Linked DNA regions of Homo sapiens: region 2 is linked to region 1. A link is an interaction called in ENCODE POLR2A ChIA-PET data of the cell type or tissue named here. Cell type or tissue: PC-3. All regions are shown on one strand. Links, peaks and the distances in the headings refer to the core of each region. The heading gives the core; the rest is flanking DNA.

Region 1 (17,989 bases), core at 6,894-11,893:
GACATTCGAGCTGATCAGTCTTATTTTTACATAGCCTCAGATACGTGATTTGCGGGCACTAAGATGATGTTACCGAGCACTCAAAAATGAGCCATTTCATGTATTTGTCCAGTCTGTGAAACTTTGTTACCATAGCACATTACATGGTTGTCCTAGCCAGCAGAGTGGTGTTTAAATGGTATGCACTGGGGGACAGACCAGTTGTTAAAATGTTGAAATATTTCAGGGATCCTCTGGGTCTTCCTTGGGTCCACTAAAATGTCATCTGGCAAGAGGGGGCCTCCAGGCCTTCTATGGATGACAGTCTTTCTAATCTGTCCGTGTCTGGGGCATATCAATTAGTAAATTCTTTGATCATCTATCCTAATACCAATCTTCATTCCAATTATTCCTTCCACCAACCCATTTATTCATTTTTAATTCATTCAAATTTAATTTATTCAAATTTAATTTATTCAACAAATGCTTCCTAATTACCTGCTAATGGCTAGGCATTGTTGCAGATGCTAGAGAAACACTAGTGAATAATATGGACAAGGTCCCTGATCCAGTGGTGCTTTCATTCTAGTAGAGGAAACAAACAATAAACATGAGCACAATGATATAAACAAGATAATTTCATTAATGGTGGGTGATATGTTTTGGCTCTCTGTCCCCACCCGAATCTCATCTTGAATTATACTCCCATAATTCCCACGTGTTGTGGGAGGGACCCAGTGGGAGATAATTGAATCATGGGGGCACTTTCCTTCATACTGTTCTCGTGACAGTGAATAAGTCTCATGAAATCTGATGGTTTTATAAAGAGTTCCCCTGCACAAGCTCTCCCTCTTTTTGCCTGCTGCCATCCATGCGAGACATGACTTGCTCCTTCTTGCCTTCGGCCATGATTGTGAGGACTCCCCAGTCATGTGGAACTGTAAGTCCATTAAACCTCTTTCTTCTGTAAAGTGCCCGGTCTCAGGTATTTCTTTATCAGCAGCGTGAAAATGGACGAATACAATGGGTGCTGTGAAGGCAGTATGAAGGGGTAGCCTGCCCCTCCACACCTGTGGGAGTTTCTCGTCAGGTGGAATGAGAGACTTGAGAAAAGAAAGAGACACAGAGACAAAAGTATAGAGAAAGAAAAGTGGGCCCAGGGGAGCTGCGCTCAGCATACGGAGGACCCGTGCTGGCACAGGTCTCTGTGTTCCCTCAGTATTTATTGGTCATTATCTCTACCATCTCGGAGAGGGGGATGTGGCAGGACAATAGGGTAATAGTGGGGAAAGGGTCAGCAGGAAAACATGTGAACAAATGTCTCTGAATCATAAACAAGGTAAAGAAAAAAGTGCTATGCTTTTGATGTGCATATACATAAACATCTCAATGCCTTAAAGAGCAGTATTGCCACCAGCATGTCTCACCTCCAGCCCTAAGGCGGTTTTCTCCTATCTCAGTAGATGGAATATACAATCGAGTTTTACACCAAGACATTCCATTGCCCAGGGACGAGCAGGAGACAGATACCTTCCTCTTATCTCAACTTCAAAGAGGGCTTCCTCTTTTATTAATCCTCCTCAGCACAGACCCTTTACGTGTGTCGGGCTGGCGGACAGTCAGGTCTTTCCCTTCCCACGAGGCCATGTTTCACAGTATCACATGGGGAGAAACCTTGGACAATACCTGGCTTTCCTAGACAGAGGTCCCTGCGGGCTTCCGCAGTGTTTTTTGTCCCTGGGTACTTGAGAGTAGGGAGTGGTGATGAATTTTAACAAGCACGCTGCCTTCAAGCATTTGTTTAACAAAGCACATTCTGCATAGCCCTAAATCCATTAAACCTTGAGTCCACAAAGCACATGTTTCTGCGAGCACAGGGTTGGGGGTAGGGTTACAGATTAACAGCATCTCAAGGCAAAAGAATTTTTCTTAGTACAGAACAAAATGGAGTCTCTTATGTCTACTTCTTTCTACATAGACACAGTAACAGTCTGATCTTTCTTTTCCCCACAGCAGTATAAAATTAATGAGATTATTGCCCAAGGCAGGGTTCATTAGGTGGAGGGGACAAGGAAGCCTTCCTGGAGGGGAGCATTTAGCTGACACTTGAGCGGGTGGTTCTGATCTCTGTCAGGCTTGAGAGTGTCTTTGAGAGTCTACAGGCTGCCCCTTGGGCTCTACTCCATGTGTCTCTTACATATGTCGAGAAAACAAACAATGACTAAGGTAAAAGAGAAGGAACACATTTTTCTAGATTCTTCCTGTGTCACATTTGCAGCATCATTGGTTAAAGGCATTCACATGGATGAGCTCAGAGGCAAAGAGGAAAAGTGCCAGGAAGTTAAATAATGAAGGACTTGGATAAAGTGAAGGGTGAAGAAATGGGATCATTAATACAGTCAATCTACCATATATTCTTTTTGTTTATTTTTAAATTTTGTTGGTACGTAGTAGGTATATATATTTGTGGGATACATAAGATAATTTGATACAGGCATACAATGAATAATAATCACATTAGGGTAAATGGGGTATTCATCACCTCAAGCATTTATCCTTTCTCTGTGTTACAATCAAATTACACTCTTTTAGTTATTTAAAATGTATAATAAATTATTGTTGACTGTAGTCACCCCATTGTTCTATCAAATACTAGACCTTATTCATTCTAACTATACTTGTGTACCCATGAATCATCCCCACTTCCCCCACACCATCCTCACTACCCTTCCCAGCCTCTGGTAACCATCATTCTACTCTCTATCTCCATGAGTTCAATTGTTTTTTTTTTAGCTCCCACAAATAAGCAAGAATATGTGAAGTTTATCTTTCTGTGCCTGGCTTATTTCACTTAAAATAATGTCCTTTTGTTCCATCCATGTTGTTGCAAATGACAGGATCTTATTCTTTTTATGGCTGAGTAATACTCCATTGTGTATATGTACCACATTTTCTTTATCCATTTGTCTGTTGATGGACACAGGTTGCTTCCAAATCTTGGCTATTGTGAATAGTGCTGTGATAAACATGAGAGTGCAGACATCTCTTTGATATACTGATATTTACATATGCCATGCCACTGACATTTGTATGATGTTTTCTGGGTGTTTTGGTGTCTTCTCTTCCTCCTTTCCTTTCTTTCTGTTCTTCTTTTAGTGAAGGTGATTTTCTCAGGTGATATGTTTTAATTTCTTATATTATATTTTTTGTGTATCTGTTGTATGTTTTTTGATTTGAGGTTACCATGAGGCTTGCAAATACTATCTTATAACCTATTATTTTAAAGTGATGACAATTTAACACTGATTGCATAAACAAAGAAGCAAAGAGAAAACTAATAAAAATTAAACTTTATCTTCCAGCTTTTTAACTTTTTGTCATATCTATTTATATCTTACTATACTGTCTACATCTTGAAAAGTTGTTGGAGTTATTATTTTTGATAGGTTCATCTTTTAGTCTTTCTACTCAACATATACCACAATTACAGTGTTATGACATTCTGTGTACTAACTTTACCAGTGAGTTTCATACCTTCACATGATTTATTTTTGCTCATTAACATCCTTTTCTTTCAGATTGAAGAACTCCCTTTAGCATTTCTTGTAGAACAAGTCTGGTATTGATGAAATACCTCAGCTTTTGTCTGGAAAAGTCTATTTCTCCTTTATGTTTGAAGGATATTTTCAGTGAATATACTATTCTAGGATAACAGTTTTTTCCTTTAGCACTTTAAATATGTCATGCCACTCCTAGCCTGTAAAGTTTCCACTGAGAAGTTTGCTGCCAGATGTACTGAAGTTCCTTTATATGTTATTATTAACATGTAAAGCTCCTTTATATGTTATTATTATTATTTTTTATCTTGCTGCTTTTAGGGTCCTTTCTTTATCCTTGATCTTTGGGAGTTTGATTATTAAATGTCTTGAAGTAGTCTTCTTTGTGTTAAAATTGCTTGGTGCTTATAACTTTCTTGTACTTGAATATTGATATCTTTCTCTAGGTTTGGGAAGTTCTCTGTTACTATCTCTTTGAATAAACTTTTTACACCTATCTCTTTCTCTACCTCCTATTTAAGGCCAATAACTTTTAGATTTCCCATTTTGAAGCTATTTTCTAGTTCTTGTAGGTGTGCTTCATTGCATTTTATTCTTTTTCCATTTGTCTCCTCTGACTTTGTGTTTTCAAATAGCCTGTCTTCAAGCTTACTAATTATTTCTCTTGCTTGATCAGTTCTGCTGGTGAGATTCTCTGATGCATTCTTCAACATGTCAATTGCGTTTTTCAGCTCCAGAATTTCTGCTTGATTCTTTTTAATTATTTCAATCTCTTCATTAAATTTATCTGATAGGATTCTGAATTCCTTCTCCATGTTATCTTGGATTTTGTTTAGCTTCCTCGAAACAGCTATTGTGAATTCTCTGTCTGAAAGGTCACATATTTCTGTTTCCCCAGGATTGATCCCTGGTGCCTTATTTAGTTCATTTGGTGAGGTCATATTTTCCTGGATGGTCCCAATGCTTGTGGATGTTCATCGGTGTCTGGGCATTGAAGAATTAGATATTTGTTGTAGTCTTTACAGTTTGGGCTTGTTTGAACCTGTCTTTTTTGGCAAGGCTTTCCAAATATTTGAAGGAACTTGGGTGTTGTGATCTAAGTCTTTGGTCACTGCAGCCATATCCACCTTAGGGGACACCCCAAGCCCAGTAATGCTGTGGCTCTTGCAGACTTGTAGAGGTATCACTTTGGTGGTCTTGGGTAAGATCAGAGAGAATTCCCTAGATTACAAGGAGACTCCTGTTCTCTTCCCTTACTTTTCTCCAAACAAACTGAGTCTCTCTCTGTGCTGAGCTGCCTGGAGCTGGGAGAGGGATGATATAGGCACCCCTGTGACCACAACCACTAGGAGAGCATGGGGTCAGGCCTAAAGTCAGCACAGTACTGGGTCTCACCCAAGGCCTGTAGTGACCACTGCCTGGCTACTGCCTACTTTTGCTCAAGGCCCAAGTGCTCTACAATCAGCAGGTAGCAAATTCAGCCGAACATGTGTCCTTCCCTTCAAGCTGGCAAGTTCTCCCTTGCCCTGGTGGTCCAGAGATGCCATCTGGGAGCCAGAGCCTGGAGTCGAGAACCTTAGAAATCTACCTGATACTGGCCAGGCGCGGTGGCTCACGCCTGTAATCCCAGCACCTTGGGAGGCTGAGGCAGGCAGATCATGAGGTCAGAAGATTGAGACCATCCTGGCTAACAAGGTGAAACCCCATCTCTACTAAAAATACAAAAAAATTAGCCGGGCGCAGTGGCGGGTGCCTGTAGTCCCAGTTACTCCGGAGGCCGAGGCAGGAGAATGGTATGAACACTGGAGGCGGAGCTTGCAGTGAGCTGAGATAGCGCCACTGCACTCCAGCCTGGGCAACAGAGAGAGACTCTGTTTCAAAAAAAAAAAAAAAAGAAATCTACCTGATCCTCTCTATTCTACTGAAGATTAGCTGGCACCCAAACTACAGGACAGTTTTTTCCACTCTTGCCTTCCTTTCCCTCAAACAGAGAAGTCTCTACCAGGGTCGCCACTGCCCAAGGCCTGTGCTGAGTGCTGCCTTGCTACTGTCATATTCACTCAAGGACCAAAGGCTAGTCAGTCAGCTTGTGTGATTGCCGCCAGGCCTGAGTCTCTCCTTTTAGAGCATTAGGTTCCCCTCTGGCCCAGGGTAGGTCCTGAAATGCCATCCAAGAGCCAAGGTCTAGAATCAGGGACACAAGGAGCCCATGAGGTATTGTACCCCACTGTGGTCCAGCTGGTACCCAAGGTGCAAGACAAAGTCACCTTTACTTTTTCCCCAAGTAGAAGGGGTCTCCCCGTAGCTATCTCAGCTGAGAATGTGCTTGGTCACACCTGAAGCCAGCAGGGCTCTGAGTCTCATCCAAGGCTCATAGCGAGTACTGCCTGGCTGCCACTGCTGATTATTTGGGGACCAAGGGCTCTTTAGTCAGCAGGTGATGAATCCTGCCAAGAATGGGTCCTTCCCTTCAAGGAAACCGATTCCCTTCTGGCCCAAGGTGTGTCCAGAAATGTCAGGAGTTAGGGTCTGAATTGGGGGCCTCAAGGACTCTGCCAAGTGCCCTATCCTACTGTGGCTGAGTTGGTATCCAAGTTGCAAGACAAACTTCTCTTTACTCTTCTCTCTCCCCTCCTTAAGCACAGGGAAGGAGCTTCTCCTAGAGCTGCAAGCTGCACTGCCTGTAGTTGGGGAAGGTGTGACTCAAGCATTTCCATGGCCACCCAGCTGACAACCATATATTCTCATATTGACTTTTCTCTTTTAGCTAAACTACTTAAACTTTAAAAGAAAACTTTTTTTTCTCCTTTTCTATAGCAACCTGTTTTTATAGTTTTGGATGCAATATCTGAATATCCTATCAAGCTTCCCTGAGAATACAAATCAGAATTTTTTCCTTAGATCGTCTCAGTTCTGTGAAAAATTGCTTTTTCCTCAGGGGTCATTATTATTTTTGTAATGTGCTCATTTGATTCCTCTCACTGGTGTCGTGATTTGTCTTGGCTATCTGCTAATGCTTGAGTCTCTCTTCGTGAAGGAATGGATTGGTGAAACTCAGGCACAGCTGTGAGCTTTTTCTATAGATTTTTCCTTCAATAGGCCTTTCTCCTGAATCCTCATTTTGGTGTTTGGCTATTTGCTCATCACTTTTGCTCTCTAAACTAAAGCCTATGAAGTTCTCTGAAGTACCTGGATCACCAAGGGTAACTATAATCCTACCCAAATAAATTATTTACTATTTTAGAGAATAGCTTCTACTTTGGTTAAATGGTGGTGCCACCCATCATTCTGTATAGTCAGGGGCCTGGAACAGAGAGGCTGGCTGAGCAGAGCAGGCATTCTAGTGGCTGAAGGAGATTTCTCTTTCTGTTTCCCTTTCTACTCTCTATGCCTGCCTCTGCCTAGCCAGAAGCCTATCAAGGGTTCAGCCATGAAGAATGGCTTCTACTGCCTCGTTCTCTTGTTTCCTGTGCTCTGTTATCTGTCAGCCTGACCCCAATCTGCTTTCCATATTCCACATATGTTTTCAATCTGTAGTCTACTGAGGCCACAGGTATTGAGACAAACACATGTGTTTCCTCTTCCATCTTGAACTGGAAGCTTATCTAAAATGAAAAACCTCACAATAAACCCCTCCCAAATTAAGATTACCAAGCACTAAATCTTCAAGTTAAGGAACATAAGTAAATCAATTTATATGTAACATCGTCCATTTTATATCTTAGCATGTTACTATTCATGTTTTCCTTTTTAACACAAAAAAGAATTAGTTTTAAAGATTTCTGTTCAAAAGGTACACATCCATAAAACCCCCCTATGTGATTTTGGTGCTAACTATTCCAGGAGCAAATTGCCTGTAGGAATTATAGGTTTAGCCTAACTTTGAGCACTTTCTTCTAAAACTGTTCTACAGCTCTTAGAACCTTGTTCAGTCTCTCTAGGGAAGACATATTTAGATATGAATGAGGATTTTTGGAAACTTATCTGCTGAGAAACATCTCAAGTAAAGTAGACCTTTCTGCCCCCCTCCACTTGCCCCCAGCAAAGAAATTTCCTGGAGATAAACTGTTCTCAAGCCAATGATTCTGCCCAAGAGATTCCAGGCTCACAGCTGCTTAGGCAAATTGCCCATCCTGCACTGCTGGTCCACAGACAGGGGTTGTCCAACAACACAAAGCTCCAGTTTAGTTGCCCCCTTCTTTGAATTTAAAGTTTAGGGAGGGTGAGCAACTCTCATCCTTTCTCTTGAAGTTTTGGTGGGAGGCTTCTCCATTTTTCTGGCTTTGGAGAAGTGAAAAAACGTCTTGACTAGATGTACACAGTGTCATTGTAATGGCTGTCAACACATGCTTGATAGCATGTCCTTTTGTCAGAACACTGGAAAACTTATCTCTGGCAGGAATTTTGTTTGACCATTCATTCATGAAAGGTGTATAATTATAATTCCTAGTACTTAAACCAAAAATATTTTGGGTTGTTTGGGAATCTGTTCAACTAACTAGAACATATTGAAAGAAGAAAAAAATGTAAATCAAGTCAATAAGGCCTTCGTATACACATTGTAATTGCAATACTGCTGTGAGTACTCTTGTACTCTAAATATCCCTCAATATTTCAGCTATTTTCAATTGACCTATTTTATTTTTTTTGTACACCTTAGGTAGGAGGTAGAGACTTTGGGACAGGGCCAAATGCCTTTGGCTGTGGTCTCTGGTCATACATACTAGTTTGTGACCAGTAGCCTCTGCCTCAGTGGTCACAGTCAAGGAGACACACAGACAAGATTTCTGCTGTAAGGACCAGCAAGAATCCAGAGGCACTGCATGTAATCTTGGGTCCTCTTTGTTGCTCTCATAAGGTGAGGTAATCATTTTACCACTGCCCATATCCCATCCTGAAGAAGGACAGAGGATGTGTCACTCCATCTAAAAATCTGAGAGCCACAGAATTTTATAGGAGATGACTGAGTTTCTACAAGGACTGCTAAATAAAGTTGGTGGACCAAATTTACTGTAGTAAGCTCAAAGATAGATTTCCTTTCTACACAGCAGGTGAGAATACTTGAAGAAGCAACAAAGAAGCTACATTTTTCTGTATTTTCTCTGGTTGTAAACAAATCTGTGACTCTGACAGTACATGCATTTACTGTGACTCTGATAGTATGTGTATTTATTGACCTGTTTTTCCAGCTTGGGACACAAGCATGTTCACATGTCTAATTTTTTCAATTACTACTTCAAACACCCACCAATTCCTCCTCTTATGTTCTCTCCTTCTGTATCCTCAATTGTCCAAGGACCCCAGGCAAAAAAGACTAGCTGTGCTTCAACATCCCAGAGGAGACAAGGAACTAGAAGGAGAAATCAGTCCATCAGCTCTACTGCTGTAGTTATTGCCCACAACACTCTTGCTGCTGGAGACCTGGTCTATGCAGACTGGTGGATGCTTATTCACTGTGCAGTGATCTCTTATCTAGTCCAATCTCATGCCTGTGCTTTGGCAAGGGCTTAGGCAAGGGCTTTGGCAAGGGGCTTCCTACTTTAGCTTCATGCTGCTTCCCAATTTTCATACCTTGTGTTGAGCTCCAGTACCATCCCAAACTTCCTTTCCCTTCTGGTGAGTGCTTCTGGGGGACTTTGCTTGCTTTCTTGCTAGGGGAACTTGCACGAGACCATCTCAGTCCATTCTGATGAGTCCTTCTAACTTTGAATCTTAGGCACGAGGAGCTGAGTTTCCTCCAGGAAACCAATGGCTTCCTGAAAATTACTCTGTCTCACCTTCAGAGTATAACAAGGTATTCATGGGAAAAGTGGACTCCAGCAACTGACAAAAAGCTTCTCTTTTGTCTTTCAGTCATGACATTAATGACCTCACCTTACATTTGCTTAAGTAAGCAGGTACCTCAAGTGATATATTGTGCTCCTACTATTTGAAATGTATCCCAAGAATACAAATACCATATAAGAAGTTTTTACAGTGTTATTTATAATGATGCAAAATGTATAACAATTCAAATATCCTATATAATCATTCGTTGAATCATTATTATTATTTTTGCTGCTGGAAAACAGAGATATTTGAGATGCTTGTCCTTCTGGAATTTGTTCCAGTTTTTTTTTTTTTTTTTTTTTCAAGATGGAGTCTCACTCTGTCACCAGGCTGGAGTGCAGTGGCGCAATCTCAGCCCATTGCAACCTCCACCTCCCGGGTTCAAGCGAATCTCCTGCCTCAGCCTCCCAAGTAGCTGGTACTACAGGTGTGTGCCACCACGCTCAGCTAATTTTTGTATTTTTAGTAGAGACGGGTTTTCACCATGTTGCCCAGGATGGTCTTGATCTCCTGACCTCGTGATCCACCCCCCTTGGCCTCCCAAAGTGCTGGGATTACAGGCATGAGCCACCGTGCCTGGCCTGTTCCCAGTTTTAAGGCCTTTGTTCCTTTGCTATGGATGTTTTTTCAGTGCCTAAAGCCTGAGTTGCTTGAATACAAGCTTTCTTTTTGGCATTTAGAAAAGCCAAAAGCAATTGGAGAGAATATGTTAAAGGTCTCAAAAGGGAAACTAGGGAGAGGAAAATGCCTTTTTTAAACAAGCAGGATAAAAAAGTAGCAACAGAATGGAGACGCTTCTCTAAGGCTGAGGAGACAGGTCTTTGGATTCCAGTGGTGATGGGAACCCACTCTCTAGGTGCCCTGGTGAAACGGCATGACTCCCAGGGCAAATGGTTGCTTAGAGCACCTAAGGAGACCGAACCGTAGGCACAGGAGTTCCTAGACTGACTCTGTAATGATTTGAATGTCCAAGTGTGGCATAGACATGGCAGAAGTCCCAAACTTCAAATGACTACATATACTCGCAATGGGCATCTCAGTGGTGGTCAGTGTAAACCAAACCCTAGAACATTCTTACCAAATACTGTACTCTGCTTAAGACCCCAGAGCCTTTGCATGACCCACTCTGGCAGGAGTGAGTAGGCCCAATAAAGATTAATAATAAAAGTGAATTTCTACTTTGAATCAAAAGATCATACTCTCGACAACTACTGATTTTTATCATCTTTGAGAGTCATTTTTCTTGCCCACAAGGTAAGGTTATACACAATTAAGTTTCTATAAATCTATCCCTGAATATTTAAAAAATCTGAATTTTCAGAGTAGTGACACAGGTTTTTCATTTCCTCCAGATAAATTTTCAGAGGTGGCTTTTAGGTTAAAAGCCATGGACTTAGAGATATGATAAACACTTCAGCTCTAACCTCTTCACCTTCCCCTCACTCTTGTCTTGAAAGTGTTTGCAGTGAGTTACTTATAAATGAAGGGCCCTCCAAGATTCTAGCAGAGAGAGATGGGAGAGAAATGATTGAGATTTTAGGTGAATATTTAATATATAACAAAGTTGTATTAAAGTTTTCTAAGGGTTTTTTTTTTTTTTGAGACAGAGTCTTGCTCTGTCACCCAGGCTAGAGTGCAGCGGCGCGATCACTGCTCTCTGCAACCTCTGCCTCCCGGGTTCAAGCGATTCTCCTGCCTCAGCCTCCAGAGTAGCTGGGACTACAGGCACCCGCCACTGCGCCGGCTAATTTTTGTTTCTTTTTTTTAGTAGAGACGGGATTTCACCGTGTTGGCCAGAGTGGTCTCAAACTCCTGACCTCATGATTCGCCCACCTCAGCCTCCCAAACTGTTGGGATTACAGGCGTGAGCCACTGCGCCCGGCTTCCAAGTTATTTTTAAAATAACTATTTTGATACTAGAAAAAAATGCTCATTTTTAAATTTAAATTTGAGATCTATGTACAATTTTAATAAAATCCCACCCATGAAAAAAAAATAAAGGGCCCTCTTTCCTATTTGTTTTTGTTCTCCTACTAGAGGCTAGAATGGACTGTCCTGCTCTCATCTTATTTGCTTGCCTAACTTGGACCTATCTTTTCAGACTTATTTCAGAAACTGTCTTCCTCTGGAAGTGCCCCTTGATTCCATGGTCTGGGTTAAGTTCCCTACGCTGTGTGTTCTTGCAGCAAACTGCTCTATATAGCACCGGATCCACCCTGTTGTTTTAACTAAGCAAGTTGCCTTCTCCAAAAAAATCATGTTGTTTTGGTTTGTTTAGTTTTTTTTTTTTTTTTTTTGCAAAGCAAATTCCAAGGAAGATTGTGATACACGTCAAATTTATCTAATCTAGAAATTCACAGAGGGATGCAAAATTGTATTTGGTGAAATAGGAGTACATGTTTTGGAACCAGGCTGCATGGGATCAAATCTTGGGCCCACCACTTGCTGTATGGCCTGGTGCAGGTTATTTAATCTCCCTGTAAGCATATTTCCCATAAGGTTAGTGTGAAAATTAAGTGAATATATTTATATATAATATATTATAATTCATATTTTATATATATATATATTTGTGTATACATATATGATACTGAGAATAGTGCCTGCCAGTCCTGATTGTGCCTGCCACATAGTAACTCAATTATTACCTAAACTGAATACTATTTATATAGAGAGTTTTAGGACTCTTCTGAGGTCTCTGCTGAAGTATGGTGGTGTGGGAAGAGCTAGGCCCTGGATCACAGCCCTTCTACTCTCTTTTCCCACCCTGAGTTTGCCCAACACATGAAAGGTCTTGTGAACACATCTGTGTTCATTCTTCTTATAATGGCTGCTCCTTGGACAACCCCCAGCCTAAAGATATGACTGCCAGAGGCACTGTCCACTCAAGGGTAGAGGGACTCAGAAAAGGGCCAGTGGCAGAGCTGAAATTCTGGGGCCCCTCATATCTGAAATATGGTTTAAAAGAAGGGAGTCAGTTTCTAGGTAGGCATAGCCCTTTGGCCCCTGGGACCCTCACCCTGTGAGAAGGATGGTGCCTGGAGAAAGACCAGAGTGAAATCCTCTTAATCACAGTGCCCAAGTTAGTCTCCTCTTGCCCAGATCTAAGAGTGGTACTGGTCTGTGCTGTGGAACATTCACACCAAGTGAGACTCACTGGTGCCAGTTGATAGATTACATTGCTTAGTGCCAAGCCTGGAATTGTCTTTGCTGAGCATGGTCCTTTTGTGGTATTTGTGAAATATTGTCAAATCTACTTTGAGAACTTTCCCATGTGTGAGCAAAGATGTGAAATCCTTGACAATAGGAAGAATTATGGTTTACCAGACTCTAGCTGGGACACTTCCCCTTTCTGGTTTCCAGCACATAGAGACATTGGCCTCCGGGAATGTTCTTCATCAGAGTTACAGAAAAATCTCAGTTTCTTCTTAAATGCCAAGAATCCAGATTATAACAATGAAACAAATAAGGGACACACTATAGTTTGCAAATACTAAAGGGGATAGAAGATTGTTTCTCTGTACTTTTTCTTCCTCTTTCCTTGTCTGTTCTTAGCATTTGTGACACTCTGAGAACTCCAAAAGCCTGGGAGAAATCTTTTTTCTTTTTTGAGACAGAGTCTCACTCTGTCACCTAGACTGGAGTACAGTGGCATGATCATGGCTCGCTGCAGCCTTGACCTCCTGGGCTCAAGGTATCTCCCTGCTTCAGCCTCCAGAGTGGCTGGGACTCCAGGTGCACACCACCATGTCCAGCTAATTTTTAATTTAAAAAAATTTTTTTTGTAGTGATGGGGTCCTCCTATGTTGCCCAGGCCGGTATCAAACTCCTGGGTTCAAATGATCCTTCTGCCTTGGCATCCCAAAGTGCTGGGATTATAGGCATGAGCCACTGCACCTGGCACACATATTTTATCACTAATGTAATAAAATTACTAATTTTATTACTAAATTTTTTTAATATTTAGTAATTAATTACTAAATAAATTACTAATCTTTCTTGAAGGGAAGACTTAATTAGTGGACTAAGTGTGTATTGTTATTATTGCATAAAAAAGGTAGAATGGGCAGTTTCTGTTTTATTTATTTTGTAACTAGCTCAGGTTGAATTTGGAAAGTTAGTTCTTTCCTTTAAAATTCACCTACTTCTTCAACGAGAAGGAAAATGGAATCTTGGATCAACCAAAAAGAATTGATTTTATTACAATGATTTATGCCATATCTGTTAGCAGTTTTAAGGGAAGTCTTCAACATATAAGGCTAGTGTGTCACTATTATTTAATAAGATGACTGTGTCTATAAAAATAAGCTAGACAATAAGAAATCTTCCCAAATTGAAAGTTGGGAAGTTAAGAAACCCTTCTTGAAAGGATTGCCTTTGAATGACAGGAACTGTCTCATGTGGAGATGCCTGAGAGGTTACCCACTTCTGGCCCTTGCCCCAGGGTGGCTCATATCCAAAGGCAAAGCAGGGGTATAAGAATTCAATCTTCTTTGCCTCTGGGTAGGACAATCTTTGCGGTATAACTCATACTCCAGAGCTCTCTGTGAGTGCAAGCTGAGGTCACACTTCCGCTGATAACACACCTTTGCCCAGCTCCTTCACTAACCAAACTTCCTTCTATCACTCCCAGAGGCATTTCCTCTGAGAGCACTCCCTCCATAAACCACTTGCACAGGAATCTTTATCTCAGGCTTGGTTTTTCAAGAACCTGACCTGATATGGTTTTGCTGTGTCCCCACCCAAATCTCATCTTGAATTGTAGTTCCCATAATCCCCATGTGTTGTGGGAGAGACCTGGTGGGAGGTAATTGAATCATGGGGGCAGTTACTTCCATGCTGTTCTCCTGATAGTGAATGGGTCCTCATGAGATCTGATGGTGTGGTCTTTTCCCCTTTTGCTCAGTACTTCTTGTTGCCACCATGTGAAGAAGGACATGCTTGCTTCCCCTTCTGCCATGTTTGTAAGTTTCCTCAAGCCTCCCCAGCAGTGCTGAACTGTGAGTCAATTAAATCTCTTTCCTTTATAAATTACCCAGCCTTCGGTATGTCTTTATTAGCAGCATGAGAATGGACTAATACATGACCTAACCCTGTATCCTAAGAGTAGTCCTAGGAAGCATACCCTAAGGTTGGGATTCTGGAGTCAGATCATTTGCTGATAGCAATGAGAACTCCAGCCCTTGGAGACGTGGAATTTCAACAGCCTTTGAAATGTCGTAGCAGTGCAGTTGCTAATGAATTTATTTGTGATGAGCAGGTGGAAGGATATACACTAATTCCTGCAATGTCTCTGCTTTCATAGAACTCATTGCTATTTAAAATGATCTGTTTATATTTTTGTTTTCATATTTATTATTTGTTCGTTAGTAGAATTAAAACTCCCCCAAATCAGACTTATCTTGTTCACTAGTATTTCCCCAGCAACTGTGACAGTGCCTAGCATTTAGTAGCTAATCACTAAGTATTGGTCAAATGAATGAATAAAAAATTAATGGAGGATTTTAAGGAAGGAAACGGAGAAGAAGAACTGTTGCTAGGAGTGAGGGGTATGGACCAGGCACTGACACCAGAAAGGTAATCATCTATTTTGAGTTCACTGCCGCCCCTCCTCCCAACCCCCACTGCTTCCTGCCAGGTGATAGTATTTTAGTTAGTAGCTCTAGGGAAATAGTCTCTATTTAGCCTCTCAAGGATAGAACCAAACAGATGGTTTCTACCTCTATTGTATCACTCTTTTGTTTCCTGTGAGTCTTGTCTGTTAGTATGATGCCATGTGTTTTCCATTTTGCAGAAATTTATCCAAATCCGTAGTCCATTGAGACCCCAGGTGGTGAGGCAAACACATGCTCTCTCTCCATCTTGGACTGGAAGCCCATCTAAACATTTAAAATTCTACGATAATTATACTTAATGTAATTATTACTATGTCAAGGCTTAAGTCTGCCATTTTATTTGTTGCTTTTTATTTGCTCTGTTTTTTTTTTTTTTTTCTGTTTTCTTGTTCTTGCCTTCCTGTGGGTTACTTGAACATTTCTTAGAATTCTGTCTTGATATATCTATAGTGGGTTTTGTTTGTTTGTTTGTTTTTGAGACACAGTCTTGCTCTGTCACCCAGGCTGGAGGGCAGTGGTGTGATCTCGGCTCATTGCAACTTCTGCCTCCCGAGTTCAAGCTTTTCTCCTGCCTCAGCCTCCCAGGTATCTGGGAGGCATGTGCCACCACACCCAGCTAATTTTTGTATTTTTAATAGAGACAGGGTTTTGCCATGTTGGCCAGGTTGGTATTGAACTCCTGACCTCAGGTGATCCACCTGCCTTGGCCTCCCAAAGTGCTGAAATTACAGGTGTGAGCCACCGCACCTGACCAATAGTGTTTTGAAGTGTATCTTTTTGTGGAGTTTTGTTATGGTTGCTCTAGGGATTACATTATACATGCATTATACAGTACGTATGTAACTTATCACAGTTACTAGTGTCGACATTTTACCAGTTCAAACAAAGTGTAGAAAGGACCTCCTTTTATATCGCTTTAGCCTCCTATGTTTATAATATATTGCCTTAAATATTTCCTCTATATGCATTTAGAGCTCAGAGGCATGAAAGTCTGAGTTGTGGAAGAGGACTTTTCTGACTCACACCTGTGGGAAGTTTGAGCTCCTTATTACACCTGGTGAGGGAGAAGTCTAGGATCCACACTCGGTCTTTGCTGGCGTGGGTGGAGGTGAGGCCATTTTTTTTGTTTGTTGTGTGTGTGTGCGCGCGTGGTGTTTGGCTAGAAGAGAGCAATTATTGTCTAAAAGGTTTCTGTCTTGCTAGGTGCCCTTTTCCTGGTGTTTTGTCTAAAGATAGCAGGCTTTAGTTGGGGCTTTTTTTTTGTTTGGTTTTTTTTTTTTTGGTATATGCCCGCTGGCGTTTCTGTGTTGCTGGCTTCTTCAGCTTCAAGTTTGAGATAGCTGAGGCCCAAAGAAAACCCAGAGAGCTCACCAGAATGTCATTCCTTGACTCTGTCTTCTTCCTAGATGAACTGTCTACTTCTCTCTACTTTTCCACGTTGGTTTTCTATGTGATGTTCGGGTTTTTAGTTGTATTTAGTGGAAGGAAGAGGAAAAAGCACATCCACCCCCTCTTCTTATAAGTAGAAGTCTACTGTGTAGATTTTTATATCTTTGAATGTTGACCCAAGTGAATGTATTACTATTAAAAATAATTAAATAAAAAATAATGCAATGAAAACAGTAAAAAGCAGATAGGAGATGTAATGAATTACAAAATCAGATTAAGACATTTACCTATCTCAGAAGAAATTGATATAAAATGTATACAATGAGGCTAAAGATAATAAATATGGAGGGTAGATCTAGAACATACATTGTAACAGGATTCCCAAGAAAAACTAGACTGTTCCAGGATCCACACTCAGTCCAGGTGGAGAACAATCAGTAGAAGACAAACAGTAGAACATACTTGACAATTCACAAACTGCCCAAAAACAGCTGGTAAAAAATCTGAAAAGCAAACAATATCTGCAGGAATTTAAAAGAAAAATCAAATTTAAACAGGGAGCTAAAGTTTCTCAGTTATCAAACTGGCTAAGAATTAAATTTGATGACATGCTAAATTAGCTGAAGTATCAGAAATAAGCACTTTCAAACATTGCTATTGGTTGTGTAAATTGTTGCAAGATTTCTGGAGGGTAATTTTGTAACATATATTAAAATTCCTAAAAAGGTTTATTGCATCTGACCTAATTATGTTAGTTCTATTGCTGTATCTGCAGGAAATAGTAAAAAGATCTGTGTAATGATTTAGCTATAGTATGTCAGTTTTCTATATAATTGCAAAAAATTAGACACAATTATATTAGCAAAGTCCTTGGAAGTATTTACTGTGTATTAGGTACCTTTCTAAGCCTTTTCTACTTATTAAATCATTTAATCTTTCCAATAACCTATGAGCTTGGTGCTATTCTTATTCTCTTTTCATAAATGAGGAAAATTGAACACAAAGGGGTTAAGTAAATTGCTAGGATTTGACAGGCAGCAGACTCAGCCCTGAGTCCATATATTTCAACACTCCATCTGCTGCCTGTCTTGATAACACTTACGCAACCTCCATATACATTTGATAACATGTATGCAACATCTAATGATTTATTATGTCATCACCAAAATAATGCACACATTGATATTTAAAATATAAAAAAGTTCTAAATTTATTGTTAATGGAAAGCTGTTAGGTTAGTAAATAATACAAAACAATCTTAGAAAAAAAATCTAAGTGTAGATTTTTGAAGTGTAGAATATTTATGTCAAACAATTAATGATTTTTCCTTTAGGGCTGTGTTGTTCTGGAATCATCTTCTAGTTTCTGTTGTGAATATAATGTATTACCTGTTAATGCTAAGTTTGGCCAAGTGCCAGATAAATTCACAGTTATTGCAATAAGAAAATAGATCTTTCATAAGAATAACTAAATTTTCTCAGAGTTCTCTGAAATTGGATGAGTAGATACCTACTTTCTTCCAAAATTGTCTCAAGTATACAAAAATTAAAAACTAGTTTCATATAGCTTTGCAAAGCTTATTAGAAAGAGGTTGACAGTTATAGAAACAGAGATAAAGAT
Region 2 (10,412 bases), core at 5,413-10,412, 180 kb after region 1:
ATGCTCCTGACCATGGCATTGACTCTTGAGTAAGTCAAGCCAAAGCAAAAAGGCACTGGAGAATACATTCACTGTCATGGTGCACAGCAGCAGCCGAGTCTGGAGCAGCAGTATTGGTGACAAGATGTCACCAGAGCCCATCTGCTCCTAGGCATGACTTTGACTAAACTGTTGTGCCTCCCACCTAGCTTTCCTTGGCTTTTACCCATTTTTTCAAGTTTTATTCTCTAGCCTTCCTGTTGATACTATAAACTTCACAACAGTCTTCTAGTAATTCCTTTTCAGCCTAAGTTAGGCAGAGCTGATATTAATTGGCAACACCTAATACAACACATACAGAAATGTTTTGTTTTTGTTTTTTGAGTCAGTGCCTCCCTCTCTTGCCCAGGCTGGTGCAGTGGCACAATCATAGCTCACTCTAGCCTCGAACTCCTGGGCTCAAGTGATCCTTCTGCCTCAGCCTCCAGAGTAGCTGGGACTACAGGAGCACACCACTATGCCCAGCTAATTTTTTTTTTAAATGTATAGATGTGGGTTTTGCTGTGTTGTCCAGGCTGGTCTTGAACTCCTGGGCTCTAGTGATCCTCCCACCTTGGCCTCCCAAAGTGCTGGGATTACAGGCATGAGCCACAGTGCCTGGCCTGGAATTTTTTTTTTTCCCCAAAAGTTTTGCTTAATGAAAAAGTGCATTTCTACTGTCTCCTGGGCATTTAGAGTTTTCACAGACATAAGCATGTAAAATTTTCTTGTCATAACTGATGAAGATTCAGTGCTGGGATCCCGCCAAAGTGATGTCCTAGTAGTTGGCACTCAGCTTCCCTGTGTTGTTGCCTGTTCTGATTGGCGTCTTGCTCCCCGTAAACAGAGGTCATTGATCACAACTACTCTTCGAACATACTCATTAGTATCAACCACCTTCTGCATTTGTACCTGATGCTCTCTACATTTCTCTTACCTGGTTGAAAACCCTAGTTCCAACCTTTTCCATCACCATGACTTACATGCTAGGCCCTGTGCTATCTCACAGCTGAATCGGGTTAAAAATGTGACCTAATTAATCGTGTGGTACACACAGGCCTAAATCCTATTTTGAATACAAGCCAATTGTATTTCTTTCAAATGGGTGTCATAAAAGCTTTAGCAAGAACTTCTCATAGCTCAAAGAGAGACATGCCTGATTTATGATTTCTTGATAGCACTTAACATTTTATTTGGATTTAGAGATAACTCTAGATACATCAATCAAACAAGCTGTTTTCAAATCCTTCTGCTCAGCTGTTCCCGGTGCCAGATTGTCTAACAAATAGAAGCATAAACAGATGTAATTTGTGACTTGTGGAGACCATTCTCTGTCATGCAATAGGCCAGCTGGTGGCACGAGCCATAGTACAGTCCACAGCCTGACTCACAGGCATCAGGCTTCTCACTCCTCATACACGTGAGCAATGTTTAAAGATCACAGTTACATAAAAGTTTATTCTGGAAAATTCATTTAAATATTTGCTTACAAACTTGATTGTTGAAAGATGGTATTTTATCATAACATGTATCCTCATAATCAGACCTTGCAAAGTAGAACTTTTGTTACCTGATTTAAAAAAATGTAGCTATGGTAATTTGTAAAATAAAACTTTGGCAAAAGAACCAACAGCATGTATGATTGATAGCCCAGAAAAATGACATATACTAATATGTATGCACACACTTACATGCATATATACACATATATCTGTGTGTACATGTATGTATATATATATATGTCTATATATGTCATGTACCATTATGTATGTGTTGTGTGTGCGTGTATATACAACATATACATACATATTTGGTATATGATAAAGTTATCACAATTTTGTGAATAGAAAGGATTATTTGGAAAAGTTGCACCAGGATCTTTTCTTTTTTTTTTTTTCAAAACAGGATACAAGATCTATATACAAAAATCAAGTGATTTAATTTCTATATAATGGCTATTAAAAATCTTTATTATTATACTTTAAGTTTTAGGGTACATGCGCACAACGTGCAGGTTTGTTACATATGTATACATACACCATGTTGGTGTGCTACACCCATTAACTCATCATTTACATTAGGTATATCTCCTAATGCTTTCCCTCCCCCCTCCACCCTCCCCTCACCCCATGACAGGCCCTGGTGTGTGATGTTCCCCTTCCTGTGTCCAAGTGTTCTCATTGTTCAGTTCCCACCTATGAGCGAGAACATGTGGTGTTTGGTTTTTTGTCCTTGCGATAGTTTGCTGAGAATGATGGTTTCCAGCTTCATCTATGTCCCTACCAAGGGCATGAGCTCATCCTTTTTTATGGCTGCATAGTATTCCATGGTGTATATGTGCCACATTTTCTTAATCCAGTCTATCATTGATGGACATTTGGGTTGGTTCCAAGTCTTTGCTATTGGGAAAAGTGCCATAATAAACATATGTGTACATGTGTCTTTATAGCAGCATGATTTATAATCCTTTGGGTATATACCCAGTAATGGGATGGCTGGGTCAAATGGTATTTCTAGTTCTAGATCCTGTCTTCCACAATGGTTGAACTAGTTTACAGTCCCACCAACAGTGTAAAAGTGTTCCTATTTCTCCACATTCTCTCCAGCATCTGTTGTTTCCTGACTTTTTAATGATCGCCATTCTAACTGGTGTGAGATGGTATCTCATTGTGGTTTTGATTTGCATTCTCTGATGGCCAGTGATGATGAGCATTTTTTCATGTGTCTGTTGGCTGCATAAATGTCTTATTTTGAGAAGTGTCTGTTCATATCCTTTGCCCACTTTGTGATGGTGTTGTTTTTTTCTTGTAAATTTGTTTGAGTTCTTTGTAGATTCTGGATATTAGCCCTTTGTCAGATGAGAAGATTGCAAAAATTTTCTCCCATTCTGTAGGTTGTCTGTTTGCTCTGATGGTAGTTTCTTTTGCTGTGCAGAAGCTTTTTAGTTTAATTAGATCCCATTTGTCAATTTTGGCTTTTGTTGCCATTGCTTTTGGTGTTTTAGACATGAAGTCCTTGCCCATGCCTATGTCCTGAATGGTATTGCCTAGGTTTTCTTCTAGGGTTTTTATGGTTTTAGTTCTAACATTTAAGTCTTTAATCCATCTTGAATTAATTTTTGTATAAGGTGTAAGGAAGGGATCCAGTTTCAGCTTTCTACATATGGCTAGCCAGTTTTCCCAGCACCATTTGTTAAACAGGGAATCCTTTCCCCATTTCTTGTTTTTGTCAGGTTTGTCAAAGAGCAGATGGTTGTAGATGTGTGGTATTATTTCTGAGGGCTCTGTTCTGTTCCATTGGTCTATATCTCTGTTTTGGTACCAGTACCATGCTGTTTTGGTTACTATAGCCTTGTGGTATAGTTTGAAGTCAGGTAGCATGATGCCTCCAGCTTTGTTCTTTTGGCTTAGGATTATCTTGGCAATGCGGGCCCTTTTTTGGTTCCATATGAGCTTTAAAGTAGTTTTTTTCCAATTCTGTGAAGAAGGTCATTGGTAACTTGATGGGGATGGCACTGAATCTATAAATTACTTTGGGCAGTATGGCCATTTTCACGATATCGATTCTGCTTCTCCATGGGCATGGAATGTTCTTCCATTTGTTTGTGTCCTCTTTTATTTCATTGAGCAGTAGTTTGTAGTTCTCCTTGAAGAGCTCCCTCACATCCCTTGTAAGTTGGATTCCTAGGTATTTTACTCTCTTTGAAGCAATAGTGAATGGGAGTTCACTCATGATTTGGCTCTCTGTTTGTCTGTTATTGGTGCATAAGAATGCTTGTGATTTTTGCAAAATTGATTTTGTATCCTGAGACTTTGCTGAAGTTGCTTATCAGCTTAAGGAGATTTTGGGCTGAGACAATGGGGTTTTCTAGATATATAATCATGAATCATGTCATCTGCAAACAGGGACAATTTGACTTCCTCTTTTCCTAATTGAATACCCTTTATTTATTTCTCCTGCCTGATTGCAGGATGCTTTCTTAACTATTCAGAAAAGAAATCCTCACATCATGTACAAAAACTGATTCCACATGGATTTGAACAACAAAAACCAAACTACGCAATAGGTGGATAAAAATATAGATAAATCTGAATGATCTTGACTTGGGGAAATATTTTTTAAGAATAAAATCAATGTGAGGAATAAAAGAAAGCATCAAGAGATTTGACTTTACAAATATTAAGATATTTTGTATTATAAAAACATCGTTAAGAAGCAAACAACAAATAATTGGAATTCAGGGGCTCAATAAATAAGACACCTCTACTCTGGTCAACTTCTGAACCAAATGAACAATAAAGAAGATGAGTCAATAGGATAGAGGCCAAAATATCATCTTTATCATTATTAAACTGAGGTTGTAGAATGTTGCTGGACAGTGGTGGGCAGGTGAATTTACTAACATGGGTCCCCTAAGTTAGGCAGATATATCCATCCATGCACAGGCAGTCTTAGAGTGACTCAGGCCTTCCCTTATGGTGTCTGCCTCTGATGAACTTACAGTGTAAAAGAGCAAAAAACAACTTATGCCTCTTGTCTCACTGTGGGGAAGTTTGCTGCCAAAGAAAAAACTTGAAAAGGGGGTCAGGCTATATATGCCCAAGATTGTGCTCCCAAACTCATCAATTGGATTACAATGCTTCTTCTCCCTTTGAAAGAAATGGGTTAAAAAATAACCAGGAATCTTACACAAATAGAGTTCACACATAAACATGAGAAATAAGGTAGAACTATTATTTGCCAAACAGAATTTAAGGGTACGTATTGGTTAGGGATTTGAACTGGCTACTACATATAGTGCACAAGAGCTTATATAAGGGGAAAAAAAGAGAAATTCCAATAGGAAATAGAGCAAAGGATACAAAAATTCACAGAATTACAAATACCTAATAAAATATGAACATTCTGAAATTCATCTATTCAAAGAAATACAAATAATAAACATCAGTGTTTTATATATATGAAGTTTCTTACAGTTATTTATTCCACCTTGAGAGATGAAGAGAAAAAAGCAGGAACAATTTGCTAATATACAGCTAGTATTGTGATAAGTCAAAGTAACTGTGTACTGATCAGCTCCTGATGACTATAAGAGTGTCTTAATTTCTAATGTTATTAAGCTTTACTTTATCAAGGAAGTTAAATCAAATGTACTAACCATTAAGAATTTGCTCTGTTTCAAGTTAGCAAATAGTAAGAGAATGTTAGTCAATGAAGAGCAGTGAATATACCATGCCTCTAACCCAAGCTCTAACTTACTTTGTTCCAGTCTATGTGGTAGGTAGATGGTGTAAGAATATGACAGTTGCTCAGAACTAGAAAGACAGACAATATAGGGGCACAGTAGTGTGCAGGGGCGATAGACAGTGGGGATGGTATGGTTGAGGGGTTGGTGCCATTAAGATGTAGACATAGTCTATTCAGATACTGTAGTTAAATAGAACATGACTCCTTGCCTCCTTCACTAGCCACATTTATTCCAGGGAGAAAGCCCTGACTTGAATTTCTGTGGATGACACAGGTGCTAAATGGAATAAAATATAATGTCTTTAAAATGGAAAAGTTATATTTTTTGAGGATAAGTATTGCTATTGATGACATAGTGAGACTGGTACTCTCATTCACAGATGAAGATTGTGCAAATTAGTTAAAAATTTTTATCAAAAGCTTCATAAAGACAATACCTTTACACCAACTAGTCCCACATTCAGTACTCTATCCAACACAGAACTGTAAAAGAGATTTACATCTATGTTAGACATCACAGCCAAAAAAAAAAAAGCTGAAATAATCATGTTTTTTGAATTTAAGAATATAAATTTTGATCCATTTTATTATTATTATTATTGTTATTATTTTGAGACAGGGTCTCACTCTGTCGCCAAGGCTGGACTGCAGTGGCGTGATCTCCGCTCACTGCAACCTCCACCTCCCAGGTTCAAGCAATTCTCATGCCTCAGCCTCCCAAGTAGCTAGGACTACAGGAGCACACCACCACGCCCAGCTAATCTGTATATTTTTTAGTAGAGACAGGGTTTCACCATGTTGGACAGGCTGATCTCGAACTCCTGACCTCAAAGTGATCAGCCTTCCTTGGCCTCCCAAAGTGCCATTATTGTTTTTAAAGTATAAGAATAAAATGTGCCTATATAGTATGGTTTGTACACATGCATATATGTAGAGAGAGAATACACTGAAATCTTTAGAATTTTCTCTCAGAGGTAGAAGAGCAGATAAATTTTAAATATTTTAGTATTTTAATTTTATATTTATATAAAAAGTTTCTACATTTTATATAAAATATATTTTTATATTCTTATTTTGTAATTGAATTTTCTGATTCCCCAAATTATTCACTATGATTATGCATTACTTTCAACTATACACATACATATATATAAAATTTATAAATAAACATTTACAGACAGTTTTTACATCTGTGCCCAGTTTTGCAGTTATGCTTACAACACTTTAGTCAACTTTACACATTATTCCTGCACTCATCAGTTCTTACATGTCACAAAACTATCTTGACTCGCGAATATTTTTTTTGAGATGGAGTCTCGCTCCATCGCCCAGGCTGGAGTGCAGAGGCGCCATCTGGGCTCACTACAACCTCTGCCTCCCGGGTTCAAGCAATTCTTCTGCCTCAGCTTCCCAGATAGCTGGGATTACAGGTGCCCATCACCACGCCCGGGTAATTTTTTGTATTTTTAGTAGAGACAGGGTTTCACCATGTTGGCCAGGCTGGTCTCAAACTCCTGACCTCAAGTGATCTACCCACCTCAGCCTCTCAAAGTGCTGGGATTACAGGCATGAGCCACTGTACCTGGCCTTGACTTGTAAATTTTGATTCATTTTTCTATTGAGTAAAATATTTTTCTTTCTTTTTCAGAAAGGGTACGTAGTAGCTGTTTTCTAAGGCTTTGTGTACGAAAAATTGTCTCCTAAAGACTCCACTTGTAAAAGGCAATAGATCGAATATAGTCTTTTCGTACTATTGACGGACATTCAATATTGCATGAGTTTGAAGCAAATCTAATTTTTGTACTATTGAAAGTCACCTTTTTAATTTTGTTTTTGCCTGGTTACTCCTACAGTGTTTCATTATCAAAATCGGAAAAACTTTGGTTCCATTTCTCACCAATTTTAGCCATTAAGACAGAGGCTTGTTTTAATTTGAAGGTCAGTGTCACCTGGAATAAGGGAATTCTGTGGTCACCCCTGGTGACTGCACCAAGGCTATGTATGCTGTCCCTCAGATCACACAAAGCTCAGGGTACTTGGCAGAGCTAGGGCTGTGACTCTGCAAGTAAAATTATAGATATTTGCTCTGACTAATTTAGTAATCATCCATGAAAAACGATGATGTGTAACCCATGAGTGGATCTTTCTAAATCCTACATTAGCTTTTCTCTGAGCCCCGTTAAGTTTTCATCATTTGAAGTTTGGCTTCAGTCAAAGGACCAACTGACTCAAAATAAGGATAACTGGATTTCAGCTATCATAGAGCATTGCAGCCCAGGAATGAATTATGGCTGTGCAAATCAATCCCTTGATGTCATGAAGGTAATTCTTGCCAAATTACATCAACTTTGCCCCCTCGACACAGCTTCTCTGTCTTGGTAGAGGAATACTGTCTATTCTCTAGACCATACCAGAGGCAAAAGTAGGACTATTTGTCAAGGAATATGCAAAATTTTCTGCTTTCAACTCCATCACTCCATGTAGCGTCAGGCATTCTGCACAGTCTATCATATACATTGCAAGTCTCCAGGGTAAGTGAGTGGGTTGGGGGTTGCACTTGAATTCACAACTGAATCTCTTCTCCTACCCCCACAGCTGCTGTTATCTTACTTTCTTGCAACAGCCTCTTCAATGAGACATCCTGTCAAACCTCAGCTGTAAGAGCCTCTCATCACTGTCACTTCTTCTATTGTTCTCTGTAATAATGTCACCAGGCCTGCCAAAAGGACTGTCTTCTAATACTCCTGAAGCTGTCAAAACAACTTCCACTGCAGATGTCTAGGTACTCCCACTGGGCACCCAGCCACAGGTGACAATCAATGCTATGTTAAGTCATTTTACAGAGTTCTAGGTAAAATCAGCACTTGAAGTTTTTATTTGCAGGCCTCTCTCTCTCTCTAACATAGTTGTGGAAATAAAACCACAAGCTGTAAGATGTTTTTACTGTGTGGGTTTGAAGCCTGGCTATATTACCTTGGGAAAGTAATTTAATCTCTTTCCTCCTTTCTAAAATGTTATAATAATAATAATACGTACCTCGTGTAGATGTTTTGATGAGTGAGTACACCTATCCCTTGCTTAAAGAGTTTAAATTATTCCAAAAACTTTGTCATTAATCGAATGGCCAAAATTTTTGAAAATCCACCAATTTAAATTGGAACTATTCTAGTCCAGTTAGGCAGCTTCCTAAATACTGAGCACATAAAGATATTCCGCATTCTTCTTTACAACATTTATACTATGGAATTCAGATCTCATTAATTCATCATATGTAATGCTGTCACAGACTGTGGTTAGGCTACAGTTTGAAGGAAGCCATTGAAAAACGGTAAGAAATATTTTTAGGAAAACTTTTAATGCTACTGAAAAGATCAAATGTTTCAATCACTTTAGAAGCATATATCAATTGATATACTAATAAATATATCAGTTGTACTCAGTTGTCAATGAGTACATTGACAAACTAATTAGAAAGTATACTAAGTATAATTTGAGTTAAGAAAAGTAAAACTTAAAATGAGGCAAAGGGCTTTTTAAAATCAAAATGAAAAAATCACACTAAAATATGAGTTATAAGCTTTAATTCATTGAATAATATAATGGTAAAATATGTAAAGAAAAAGCAAATGTTAATGAAAAGAAATACAATTGTCAGAGATTTTGATATCTCTTCTCCATGAGAAATCAAGTGGTTAAAAAAATATGTAACATTGGCTGGGTGCCGTGGCTCATGCCTGTAATCCCAGCACTTTGGGAGGCCAAAGTGGGTGCATCACCTCAGGTCAGGAGTTTGAGACCAGCCTGACCAACATGGTGAAACCCCGTCTCTACTAAAAATACAAAAAATAGCCAGGCGTGGTGGCACATGCCTGTAATCCCAGTAATCCCAGCTACTTGGGAAGCGGAGGCACGAGAACCGCTTGAACCCAGGAGGCGGCGGTTGCAGTGAGCTGAGATCATGCCACTGTACCCCACCCTGGCTAACAGAGTGAGACTCCATCTCAAAAAAAAAGAAAAACAACAACAACAAAAAGCACATAACATTATATAGAGAATCTGAGAAATATAAGAAAGTTATAATATTTGAATTCTATATCATACAAATATAGACTAATCCTTTTCATGGTCCCTGAGAAACAGTTATTAAAATTTATCATAAAAAAACACTCAAAGAAAAATTCAATAAACTTAAAAAAAGACATATTTTTTTCTAAAGTAAAATAACACTCTCCTAAATAACACTTGGGTTAGCAACATTAGCTTATTTAGAATAGCCTTAATTGCAATGATGACTTTAATATATAGAGTATTCACAAAATAAGTAGAGAAATTATGAATTATTCTATTTTTAAAAGGGTTAAAAGACATGAAAATGAAATTCACAAATATCAAGTGGATCATAAACTTACAAAATATTTGAAAACATTTAATCAAAGGCATAATTTTAAATAAAGTTATATTTTGTACCTATTTTGAGACAAATGATTTTTAATGTAACATTCAATGTGTATAAATTTTAAAAATGAGTGCGAATTATTATACCCTTTCTTGGGTCCAATTTGAATATAATATTTTAAAAATATATTCTAATACAGCAGTTCTACTTTTGGGAATTTATCCTGTGGAGACAATTAAATATGTGACCTATAATTCAGGAATTAGACACAAGGATGTTCATAACAGTGTTATTTATGAGAATAAGAAATTGGAAATAAACTAAATTTCCTACTACAAGTCATTGGTTAACTAAAGTACGGTGTATTTATATACCATAAAAAATAATGTTGCAGAGAAAGATTTAATGACATGGCAATTTGATATAATACATTTTTTATTTTCAAAATTCAGTTAGTAGGCTCTTGTAGGATAGATTCCATTTATGTGAATATAAAACTTGGCCATGTACTAAAATGTTAATCGTTATTTTATATACAATTGTGGATCATTTTAAATTTCTTCCACCTGTTTAACGTTGTTTTCTCACTATTCTGTAATACATCATAGTAACTGTTAACAGCTTTAAAAATGTCATCAATTTTTAATATATCTAAGAATTGGTTTTTCAAGTTAGCAGTGCCATCTGCTGATCATCTTGGAGTGTTCCTTCAGAATAACAATAAAATTTTTCGGAACTTAGGGAAGTCAGT

Evidence for each region. Peaks named below come from ENCODE experiments on the same cell type or tissue, not always from the same donor. Only the 100,000 strongest peaks of a DNase experiment are listed, where the experiment ranks them.
Region 2: POLR2A ChIA-PET joins it to region 1 with 8 read pairs; 2 of 35 experiments call an interaction of 5 or more read pairs at or near these places.

What each region holds. Positions count from the first base shown.
Region 1 is chr9:110,810,253-110,828,241 of GRCh38, reverse strand. No RefSeq gene overlaps it. Among named protein-coding and RNA genes, the nearest start is that of MUSK, 150 kb to the right of the region's middle. RefSeq lists an enhancer at 6,771-6,980. In PC-3, for the core only: no CTCF peak of the experiment used is centred there; no DNase peak of the experiment used is centred there.
Region 2 is chr9:110,638,484-110,648,895 of GRCh38, reverse strand. No RefSeq gene overlaps it. Among named protein-coding and RNA genes, the nearest start is that of MUSK, 25 kb to the left of the region's middle. In PC-3, for the core only: a CTCF peak has its summit at 10,329 (motif pointing left); a DNase peak (open chromatin) is centred at 7,375; H3K4me3 peaks cover 1,975 bases; H3K27ac peaks cover 3,846 bases.